2 separate regions of the Homo sapiens genome follow, and region 2 is linked to region 1. Evidence: chromatin loops called from intact Hi-C (ENCODE). Cell type or tissue: heart left ventricle. All regions are shown on one strand. Each heading gives the region's core, and the rest is flanking DNA. Links, peaks and the distances in the headings are about the cores only. Region 1 has its middle 220 kb from the start of LINC02403. Region 2 has its middle 18 kb from the start of LINC02403.

Region 1 (5,387 bases), core at 309-5,308:
AGATGTTGCAGTGAGCCAAGATCGCACCACTGCACTCCAGCCCAGGCCACACAGCGAGACTCTGTCTCAAAAAAAAAGCACTCAGTGTACCTGGCTTTAAAGATTAAAAACTAAATACATCAAAATACATACTTAAATAATGGAATGATGTATTTGAAGCACTCTATACATAGAGAGCACTCAAAAAATGGTCGCTGTTTCTTCATCTATAAGTTGGGGATAATAAAATACCCACCTCACAGATAGTGGTGGGGACCACATTAGTGAATGTGTAAGGAAATATACAAGCACGGCATCCAGTGCTTCATCAAAATCAAGAGACATTTACTATAGATGAGCAGGTGTGTGTGTGTGTACACACACATGTGTCTGCAAGAGTATGTTTAGTTTATTGTATTTTCCAAACCATCATACAGACTGGAAAAGAACTAACTTGTTACTTTGGGAAAGGCAGGAAATTAAAACGTCTAGCTTTGCCACATGTTTGATAGCCTATATGGTTGACATAGGCTAAAAACAAACTATGTAAGTAAGATAGTAAACATAGTAAAATTCCCTAGGAAGCTATGAAGTTGCAACCATCTAGTCTGTAAGGCAAGTTCATTTATTCTCATGGGTGTCTATCTCATAACTTTATCATCACACTCTGTAAGATTCATCACACTTTGGTTCCTCCTTCCTCGCTGTGAGATTCAGGCTTGCCCACCCTGGCTCCTAATCTCCTCACATAGTTTTCTTTTCCTAAGCTTTTCAATACAACACAAATTAAAAACGATGCATGAACATTTGCTTAATTTTAATTACAAAGTTTGAGATTTACTGCGACTTGAGATTGGCTTAAAGTCTTTTCAAACTATTAACAGGTCAGATATTCCTTCTAAAGCCCTCATCTTGAGAAGATAGAATTCCTCATTAACAGCAAGCATTCTTCTCTCAAACACGAGATAAATTAGATAGTTGATTGTTGTTGTCCGATGAAACAGTTCATCAGTAATGCCCATTGCTTGAAATATAGACCTGACCTGAATGAAATTATTATGGAAGACTTGAATACCTAGTTTTTTGGTGCTAATATGTAATAAAATAAATCTTGATTCACAGAGTTTTGAATTCTCTCTTTGCTTTTGTCCACCAACAGATATTCAAGTCATTATTGTAAGTTTAGCCACCATAGAATAGTCAGTATATGGACAAGATAATTTTCTTATTCTATTTTATCATTATTTTATTTCAAACTCATTTCTTTACTTTTTTTTTTTTTTTTTTTTTTTTTTTTTGAGACGGAGTCTCACTCTGTCACCCAGGGTGGAGTGCAGTGGCACAGTCTTGGCTCACCACAACCTCTGCCTCCCTGGTTCAAGTGATTCTCCTGCCTCAGCCTCCTGAATAACTGGAACTACAGGGACAGGCCACCACGCCCGGCTAATACTTTGTATTTTTAGTAGAGATGGGGTTTCACCGTGTTAGCCAGGATGGTCTCAATCTCCTGACCTCGTGATCCACCTGCCTCGGCCTCCCAAAGTGCTGTGATTACAGGCATGAGCCACCGTGCCCAGCCCTCAAACTCATTTCTGATCTGAAAATAATCTGCCACCTTCTCTGCATTTATATTGGGTATATATAAATTTGGCTATATGTTTAATAGGCCCAAAATAGCAGTGTCTTAAGACAGAAGTTCATTTCTTTCTAGTCATGAAAGCTGGTAGGACAGCCCTGTTTTGCAAATGCATTAAAAGATCTAGGCTCATCTGGATGTAGTGTCTCACACCTGTAGTCCTCACACTTTGGAAAACTGAGGCAGGATGGAAAACTTGAGACCAGGAGTTCAGGGCTGCAGTGAGCTATGATCATGCCACTGTACTCCAGCCTGGGCAACAGAGCAAAACCCCGTCACATGCAAAAAAAGACCCAGGTTCCAACAGCCTCAGGTTTCTGTTCTCATCTACCTGGTGCAAAGTAGCTCATCTTAATCCACATTTTGAGCAGCAGGATAAAGAAAGAGGGTGGGAAAAGGGGGAACATTATTCCCACCCGCTTTCAGGAGGTAAGAGTTTCAGAAGTCCAACACGTCTCTGCTCCTCATATCTCATTGGCCAGTGATTAGTCACATGGTCACACCTGGCTAAAAGGTAGGTTTGTAAATAAGAGTTTTTGTTCTAGAAGCCAGGTGCACAGCTAAAAACCAGTGGTTCTATTGTGGTAGAAAAAAGAGACTGAACATTGAATCTGAATTATTAGTCCCTGTCACAATTTTTTTTGAGAAATCTAGTGATAATTAAACAATTCTGCAAAGCATTTTCTCTCAGTAGGACTTTCTTGAGTTGGGAGAAAAAAAGTCAAACCTAGGGGAAAAAAATAAAGAATTACCATTGTGGATACAGGCAGGCCGATAAAATGAAAAGGTAAAAGAAAAAACTACTCCCAAAATTTTGAACTTCACAGATATCTTTCTTCAGTCTCTTTTTTGCCGTAACACTGAGTTTTCTAAAAGTCTGTTTATTCTTAAACATCAACGGGACATAAGTTCTTTTAATTTTTATTTTCACAGTTTGGGTGCTTGAGATTTTTTAAGGCAGATTTTTCCTGGAATTAGACAGTTCAGCAAACTTTAAGAGGCCAGATTTGCCTGGTTGAGTCTACAGAGAGGAAAGCTTGTGGTTAATCTGCTAGATTTAATATTAGTACTCTTCATTTGTATATATTACAGTCTGCCTACAACTATCAGGTACTTAACCTCATGATATATAACAACCTCTTGAAGTAAGAGCAGAAAACACAACTGCAGTTTTTCTAGCCCAGAGGCAGCTGGTAAATGTAAAGTACACTGGAGCAAAAGGCCTGGGCTCTGGCCTTGAACCTTCTTCCTGGCCATGTGGTCTTCAGCAAGCCAAGTAATCTCTCTGTAATCACTATCAATTTAATTGATTGTGACAGGTACAAGTGGAAATCTGGGTGCACGAGAACCTGATTTTCTTGTTGGATTAATGTCACATGGAGTCTAAAGGCACTATTGATTTAGATACTACAGGGAACCTGTACTCAAAGGGATGTGAATATTTTCTTAAAAGCAAATACAATAAAAACTGTTGTATTTGCCAACTGTCACAATTGGCACAACACCAACCTGGGTATCAGAAATATTTCCACCCCAAACTGCAATCCTTTCTGGCAGTAGGTGTCTCCCAAAGCCACAGGTTTGCTTTACTGCTTCCTCTTCCTGTGTTTTGTGATGGTTGGGGGAGAGTCTTAAAAGACCTTTTCAAAGATGAGTTTATTTAACTAGTCTCCTCTTTCTGTGTGAAGCCTGACAATTATTAAAAATGTTGATTCTATTTCTGAAGTTTTGTACTCCAAAAATGTGCATTAAAGAATAAAGTTATAAAATAGTAACTATTCAGGAGAGTAATCATTCACTAAACAAACGTTTATGAAGAGACAATTCTGTGCCAAGAAAATGGAAACTACCCACTAACGTAATCAAGGACCCCCCATTTTTCTAGGAAAAAAAGAATGAGTTATTTTTTAATTTTTTTTCTTCCTCTTTCCTCCTCTTCCCCTGTTCCCCACTTCCTACTTGGCTCTTTAGAAATGTAATTATAACCTTCTACCTTCCCTTCACCAGACACTCCCTACAAGGCAAGTTCATCTAACTGTGTGCTTAGAAGCTTCAGAGCTGAGACCTCTCCCACCAGGAGATTGCCTTGAGCAATTTACACTTAAAGTAAGCCTGCTATGAAACTCTTTCCCACTGGTAGAGCATCTTGAAACAATGGCCACTTTACAATCTAGTTCTGCCCTCAATGACGCCAGGCTGACCACTCGGTGGATAAGGCACGAAGTCACATAGATCCCCACCTGTTGCATCCCTCCCTGTGTGCCGTTCATGCCAAGTTCCCCTTTAAAAGCCCTTGCTTTCTGCCCCAGAAGAGAAGCAATACCTTTAAGGCAGGTAGCCTGTACTTCTTCCCCTAAGCTAGCTTTGGAATAAATAATTGCTTTGTTTTTAATTTTGTTCTTGTTTTTTTGTTTTGTTTTGTTTTTTGAGATAGGGTCACACTCTGTTGCCCAGACTCAGACTGGAGTGCAGTAGCATGATCATGGCTCACTGCAGCCTCGATCCATCTCCCGGGTTCACATGATCCTTCTGAGTATCTGGGACTACAGGTGCACACCATCACACCTGGCTTATTTATTTATTTATTTATTTATTTATTTATTTATTTTGGGTAGAGATGAGGTTTCACCATGTTGCCCAGGTTGCTCTTGAATTTCTAGCCTCAAGCAGTCTGCCCATCCTGGCCTCCTAAAATGCTCAAATTACAGGCATGAGGCACCGCACTGGCCAAAAGTCACTTTCTTTATGTCAGACCTTGCTGTTAATCGGACTGTGCAAGTAACAAGTGACTGAATCTGCATTTCTGTTACATTCATGGCTTAAAATACAGTAATATATAAGGCATTGACCATATTTTCAAAGACATGACAGCCCAGCAGGTGGGACCATCACATATACAGAGAGCTACAAATCGGAACAGATGTGTCATGATGAGGAAATTCTGCAAGAAGCGGCAATTAGCTGGCCTGGAGTGAGTGCTGGGTGGGTGGAGAAGGAGGGTCAAAGAAACAATATAATACGGTGGTTAGGAAAGCTTGGGCTCTGGGCTCAGAAAGACGGGAGTTGGGTTTAAGGCTTTGTTGTACAGTAGCTCGGTGACAGCAATTAACAATATTATAATGGTTAATAATCCTAATAATAATAATATGCTATCTGTATTTTAGTGTTCCTGAAGTACCATCAGCTTCTTAAAACACAATTATGATTCAGCTGGGTAACAAAGTTGTCTCATCTCTCTTTTAGTTTTAAATTTCCTACTAGAATGCCTCTGTCCCCGAACATCTCTGACAAGGTGCCAATGGCATCACTGAAATAAGAATAACTCAGATAGGTAAAGGGGTGACTGAAGATATTTCAAAATCCTACTTAAACCTTTTGCTGGTGAAAATATGCATGAAAGAGCTATTTTCACTATCATATGAAAAATCCTTTTTTGGCACATACTTTGAGGATTAAACAGAGATTAAACAGCTACCTTTTTTAACCTCCTGCCTACAGAAAGCTGACAGAAAATTTTAGGAATCACCAAATTAGGTTTGTACGTGGGTGCACAAAACCTGGGTTATTTTTCTTTGTCACAACAAAATCTGAGATGTCTTAAAGTGACCTCACAGGCTGTGAATGCCAGAACTTGAATGAAACGGAAGGATTTTGTCTTTAAACTTAACCTTGGAAGGAAAGAGAGTGCTTCTCAAGAATAAAGCCTGTCCTCATCAAATGGCTACTTCTCATTAAGCCAGGTGATGCCAGAGAAAAAACACAATAGAAAGTA
Region 2 (5,387 bases), core at 292-5,291, 200 kb after region 1:
CAGAAAAACACATATTGTATGTTCTCACTCATACGTGCAAGCTAAAAAAGTGAATCTCCTGGAATTAGAGATTGGTGGTTACTAGAGGCCCGGAAGGGGAAGGGGGAAGATGATAAGGGAAAAAAAGATTATAAATGTATTTACTATCACTGAACAGTACACTTTGAAATGGTAAAGATGACAAATTGCATATGGATATTTTCCCTGAATAAAAAAAAATAAAATTTAAGTGGAGTCAAGAGAAGGAGAAAGGAGCAGATATAATGACATAAGTCCCTGAATTCAGCTGTGTCTTAAGTCCATTCTTGTACATCCAGTTACATGAGTCAACAAATTATTTTTCTCCAAAACAAAAACAAGAAACAAGCAAACAAAAAAGGATCCATTTTGGCTAAAAAAAATCTATAGGCAAAATGTTGTTCATTATGTTCTTAAACTTTCTTTTTTAATTTCCACATCACCTATGGTTATGCTGTTTTGTTCACCCAAGCAACTTCTATTTGTGCCTTCTCTCCTTTTTTGATTGTTCTTCCCAGAGGAAGACTGTTAATTTTATTAATCTTTTCAAAAATACAACAGTTATCTTTCTTGAGTCTTTCTGTGGTATCTTTATTTACTTTTTCATTAATATATGCTATCTTTATTATAATCTTCCTCCTTGTTGAAGAAATTTGTTTTGCTACTATTTTTCTAATGTCTTAAGTTGCATGCTTAGTTCTTTAATTTTTAGCCTTTCTTCTTTTTTTAATATATACATTCATGGCTGTCCATTTTCTTCAAAGCGTTGTTTTGATGCATCTTATAAATTATTTGTTGTATATTCATTATTGCTCAATATTTTGTTTTTCACTATAATTTTTGCTTTAATCCATAAATTACATAAAGTATGTTCCAAAATTTCCTAAGACTGCTGGTGCAGTGATCTGTGAATGTCTGTTGGACCAATAACACAATTAGTGTTATTAAAATTTTCTATATCCTTTTTGATTTTTTAACTGCTGTATTAATTACTGAGAAAACTAGATTAAAATCTCCCACTCACCTACCAGATATGTCTGGCATGGTTGTCTCTTTACAGTTCTGTCAACTTTTGTTTTATGTATTTTAAAATGATATTAGTGTATATCAGTTTAAGTTTTTATATCTCCCTGGTGAATCGAAACTTTATTGTTATGTAGAAACCCTCTTCATCTCTAATACTCTTTTTCTTGAAGCCTCTTCTGTCTGACTTAATTTTGCTACATCATCTTTTTCTAATCATGTGGACTTTATTACAGTCTATGCTAAGAAATTGAAAATGGGTGACCATGTTCTGACCTCTTTGTTCAAGAGGCCCAAATGACTCCAGCCACATTTTTTTTTCCTTGATAGAATATGATAGCTTCTGAATTACTTACAGGTGGATTCTCCTTGCAGACAGCCTCCAGATAATCATATCTGCCATAACAGCAACATGGCAGGCTTTCCCACTCGGTGGTCCTACAAGCAGCCATAATAGCTTCTGTTCAGTGGCCCTATAAACTACTATATATCAATATGGGCATTGCTCCTTTATCTCTGGTGGCTAAATTGTTATTATCTGAAAGTTTGATTGACAGGATTCCATCTGCCCTGAGCACTGAGGCCCCAAAAAGGATCCTATAGTAACAATTACTTTTTATCCATTAAAACATACAAATAACCACTTCAAAAATGTCTTCAGTTGCAACAGTATCCTTTTACCAACTCATTTATCAAGTTCATTATCAACATGAATCTACTAACCTTACTTAAATAAGATTGCTACCATAGCTGATTAAACGAATGTGTTAGAAGACAGTTAAATGAACTTGAAGTTGGATATCAAAGAGCTTTTATTTTAATCATGCATCTGTGCATGATGGGCATGATGGCATACTGTGGGTATGAGACATGACAGAGATGACACCATAAAGTGGAAGGCAAAAGTATGCTTTAAAATCAAGCCTCAGTTGTGTTATTTGGCAGCTATGTAACCTTGGGCACGTCAATTAATCTGCCTTGCCCTAGATTTCTTCTTCTATAACATAGAGATACAAAGATCTACCTCAAAAGGTTGGTGTGGGGACTAAATTAAAATTTAAAGTATGTGAAAAAAATAGGTACTCAATAAATAAGTGTTCTCTTCACATTTCCTCCTAGTCTAGAGGAAAGAGCCATCTTGAAAGCACTGATCTAATTGAGCTGATGTCTGTCAAATGAAAATCCAGGCCCTTTTTTTTTTTGAAGAATCAGTCTTCTCCTACTACCCAGCAAACCAGTGGACCCAAAAGTTGAAACAAACTGATGACAGACAACAAGCATGAAGATGGCATATTTGATGGCACTTTGGTTCTTTTTCCCAGAAGGCTTATACAGTGACTTAGTCGGGAAGCTTTCCAGCTTCCAGCTCTTGAATGTGAAGTGTCATTGGCATGTCTGGCAGTAGTCTCTCATTCACTCCTCAATAAACAACATTGAATACAAAAGAGGCTGTGTAAAAACTCAAAAAAAAAAAAAGAATCAGTCTTCTAATAATGAACCAGTTTCACCCCTTTTCTAGCTTTACTGGATTCAAATCCACACCATCTCTAAGCGGAACACGGAACTGAGTTAAAGACCAAAGTCTTACAATGTCCATAGGATTGAACTATAAAATGAAACTTTTATCATCAGATTTTAAGTAACAAAACTCTGCTGGTATTCCTCCATGTTAAATAAATTCCATGCACACATTTTGGAATTGTTAAAGCTAAAATCTAATAATTATTACATAGCCCAAAACCTCCTAGAGAGTTTTAAAGCTAGAATTCAGATGTTAGAGAGCAGCACCTGGTGGCAAGTTGTGATACTGGAGTCCACTGAGTCATTTAAGAAGTCAAACCACTGTGGCCACTGAAAATTCCAGTGACCCAGAAGCAGTTCTACATTCAGAGAGCAATCTTCCTTCCCATCTCTCTGTCACCCATTCCTGCCCCCTCCCCACCGACCGTGGAATCACCAAGACCCATCAATTTGCCTCCCAAGCAGCTCACAGAGTCTTCCATGTTTCATCCCCATGCTCACTGCCCCAGTACAGGCCACCATCTTTTATTGCCTGGATTCCAGGAACAGCCTCCTAGGTGACTTCCCAGATTCCAACCTATGCTCCACACAGCAACCACATGGCCCTTTTTATACAACACCGTCACGATCACGTCACTCCTTGTCCAGTAGTTCCTTGATGCCTTCAGAATAGAGAGGTAAGTATTTTATTACAGAATTACCAGATTCTTCTCTTCACCATGGGGCCTTTCTTCCCTCCCAGCATCATCTGTCTACACAGCCTCCCTCCACTCTGAGTGTCGCTCAGCTCCCGTCATGTCACACACCCCTGCTCTATTGCTCTTACCTCCCTGTCTTCACACTGCTGTTCCTATTGCCAGAAGCCTCTTCGCCCCTGTTCTACTCTTCCATTTAACTCTTCCTCATCCTTCAAGCTCAGCTTAGCTTTCATTCCTCTGGGAAGATTCTTTTGACCACTCTAAAATGGATTAGCTTCCCTCGCTCTGAATTCACACAGTAACTGTCCTTCCGCTATCAAAGCAGTGGTTTGTCTGCCACCACTTCTAGACTGTAAGCTTTGTGAAGACAAGACCCATGACTATTTTGTTCATCCTTGTAGCTTCAACACTTAACATAGTACCTCAGCAGGAACTTAATATTTGTTAAAGTATTAGATTGAATTGAAATATAGTATATATTCAGTTGGACCATACAAAATTGCCTTCTTTAAGGTAAAAACTGTCAACTATTGGCAATTATATATGTGCAACCTGATAGTTGCTACCAATATGGGAAAAGAAAGGTATCTTAACAATTTATATATATTCCTAATCAATAAATGTCTTTTTAAAAAATACAATCTTCTTGATTTTCCCTGAAATCCATTTTCCTAGCCATAGACACAGTTAGAAACCCATTAATTCAGAAAATGACCTTCAAAAGGAAAACCCAAAGACCTGTGCCAGCAGATCTTTAAAAACACAACAGACAATCAAAAGTTAACTTTCTGACCTTGGAGAGTGTTTTGGCTGATAAATGACACTGACCTTATCGTGCCAACCTGCTAATCATTCCCTGGACATGCATGCAAGGGAGCTAAATCTAGAACATTTTCCATTCTGCCAAATGCTCATTGCAGCTGTTACATTATCCATCATTCAATATTTCCCACAAGTGGACATTGCCACTCATTGTAACCAGCCCCAAAACTCTTGCCTCCATTTTAAAAGAGCAGTTCCAAAGAAACAAGCAGCGAGTTAAATAAATGCATCTGTGCTTCCACTGGAATCTGCTCGTACTTTCCAATAAACATGTTCAGTGAGATAGAACGGAATGGTGGGCTCCAGGACTAAAGGAAATCTGCCAAGCAGATGTTGCTTTTGTGCAGTTGACTATCCCTTAAAAGCTTCATATAAGACTAACAGAAAACAGGAGGCAAGGGTAAAGAGGTAATTTTCTTTAGCCTGTTTAGTGCTTTCTCCACTTTTATATGAAGAGATAGCCTGGTTTAATTTCCAGGTGCAATGGATACCTCACAAGCATTCAGTGATTTGAATAGTTTATGTATTACACATTCCATATAAAAATTCCATACAAGAGCTGGGTGCAGTGGCACATGCCTGTAGTCCCAGCTACTCAGGAGGTTGAAGCAGGAGGCTCGCTTGAGCCCAGAGTTCAAGTCCAGCTTCAGCAACATAGCGAGAGCCTGTCCCTTAAAAAAAAATCATATGTATTCTTGCTGAAATACACTGACTTGCTACTTCTACTTATTACTATTCTGGCTCAGAATGTCCTTTCTTACTTAACCTTTGTTTTCTGCATCGTATTGGCTCCCAAATAATTATATTTTATGCTAAAACTTCTCCCATTTTCTTCTCAGCTAGATGTGATTTGAGGCAAAGTGTTTAGAAAATCCATTTGCCTACAGCTTTGTTTTTGTTTATTTGAGGATGGCATTTTTAAATGCAATTTTAAATTTAGTAGTTTTGCCTCTTCTTGTTAAATTTTTTTTCTTGAGAAAAAAAAATGAGAAGTTTAAATCAATGTCCCACTGTATGCCAAACTAAAGATCCACAAATGTCTTGACTGTCTCTTCTCCTGCAGTCATCTCTCCTAATGTGAATATACAGTGTTTGAGGCAGGGAGAAATTTATCTCCTTCCAATGTATTAATTTGATATCTGTTTAAGACCTAGGCAAAACTATAATAGGTTGTTTAGAAATAGGCATGTTTTTGCCAGAAATCAAAATGCATAGTTGAAGAATATGGTATAATTTTGGTATTAAAAAAGGATCTATTCAATTATTACAACACAATTTCAGGGTAGTGGAAAAGTCAGAAAACCT

The links. A loop is a pair of places that touch in the nucleus more often than their neighbours do. Peaks named below come from ENCODE experiments on the same cell type or tissue, not always from the same donor. Only the 100,000 strongest peaks of a DNase experiment are listed, where the experiment ranks them.
Region 2: it touches region 1 in a loop (4-fold over the local background); 4 of 110 quality-filtered maps call a loop at or near these places.

What each region holds. Positions count from the first base shown.
Region 1 is chr12:58,300,352-58,305,738 of GRCh38, reverse strand. No RefSeq gene overlaps it. Among named protein-coding and RNA genes, the nearest start is that of LINC02403, 220 kb to the right of the region's middle. In heart left ventricle, for the core only: CTCF peaks have their summits at 2,936 and 3,140; no DNase peak of the experiment used is centred there.
Region 2 is chr12:58,103,414-58,108,800 of GRCh38, reverse strand. No RefSeq gene overlaps it. Among named protein-coding and RNA genes, the nearest start is that of LINC02403, 18 kb to the right of the region's middle. In heart left ventricle, for the core only: a CTCF peak has its summit at 2,838 (motif pointing left); no DNase peak of the experiment used is centred there; H3K27ac peaks cover 2,606 bases.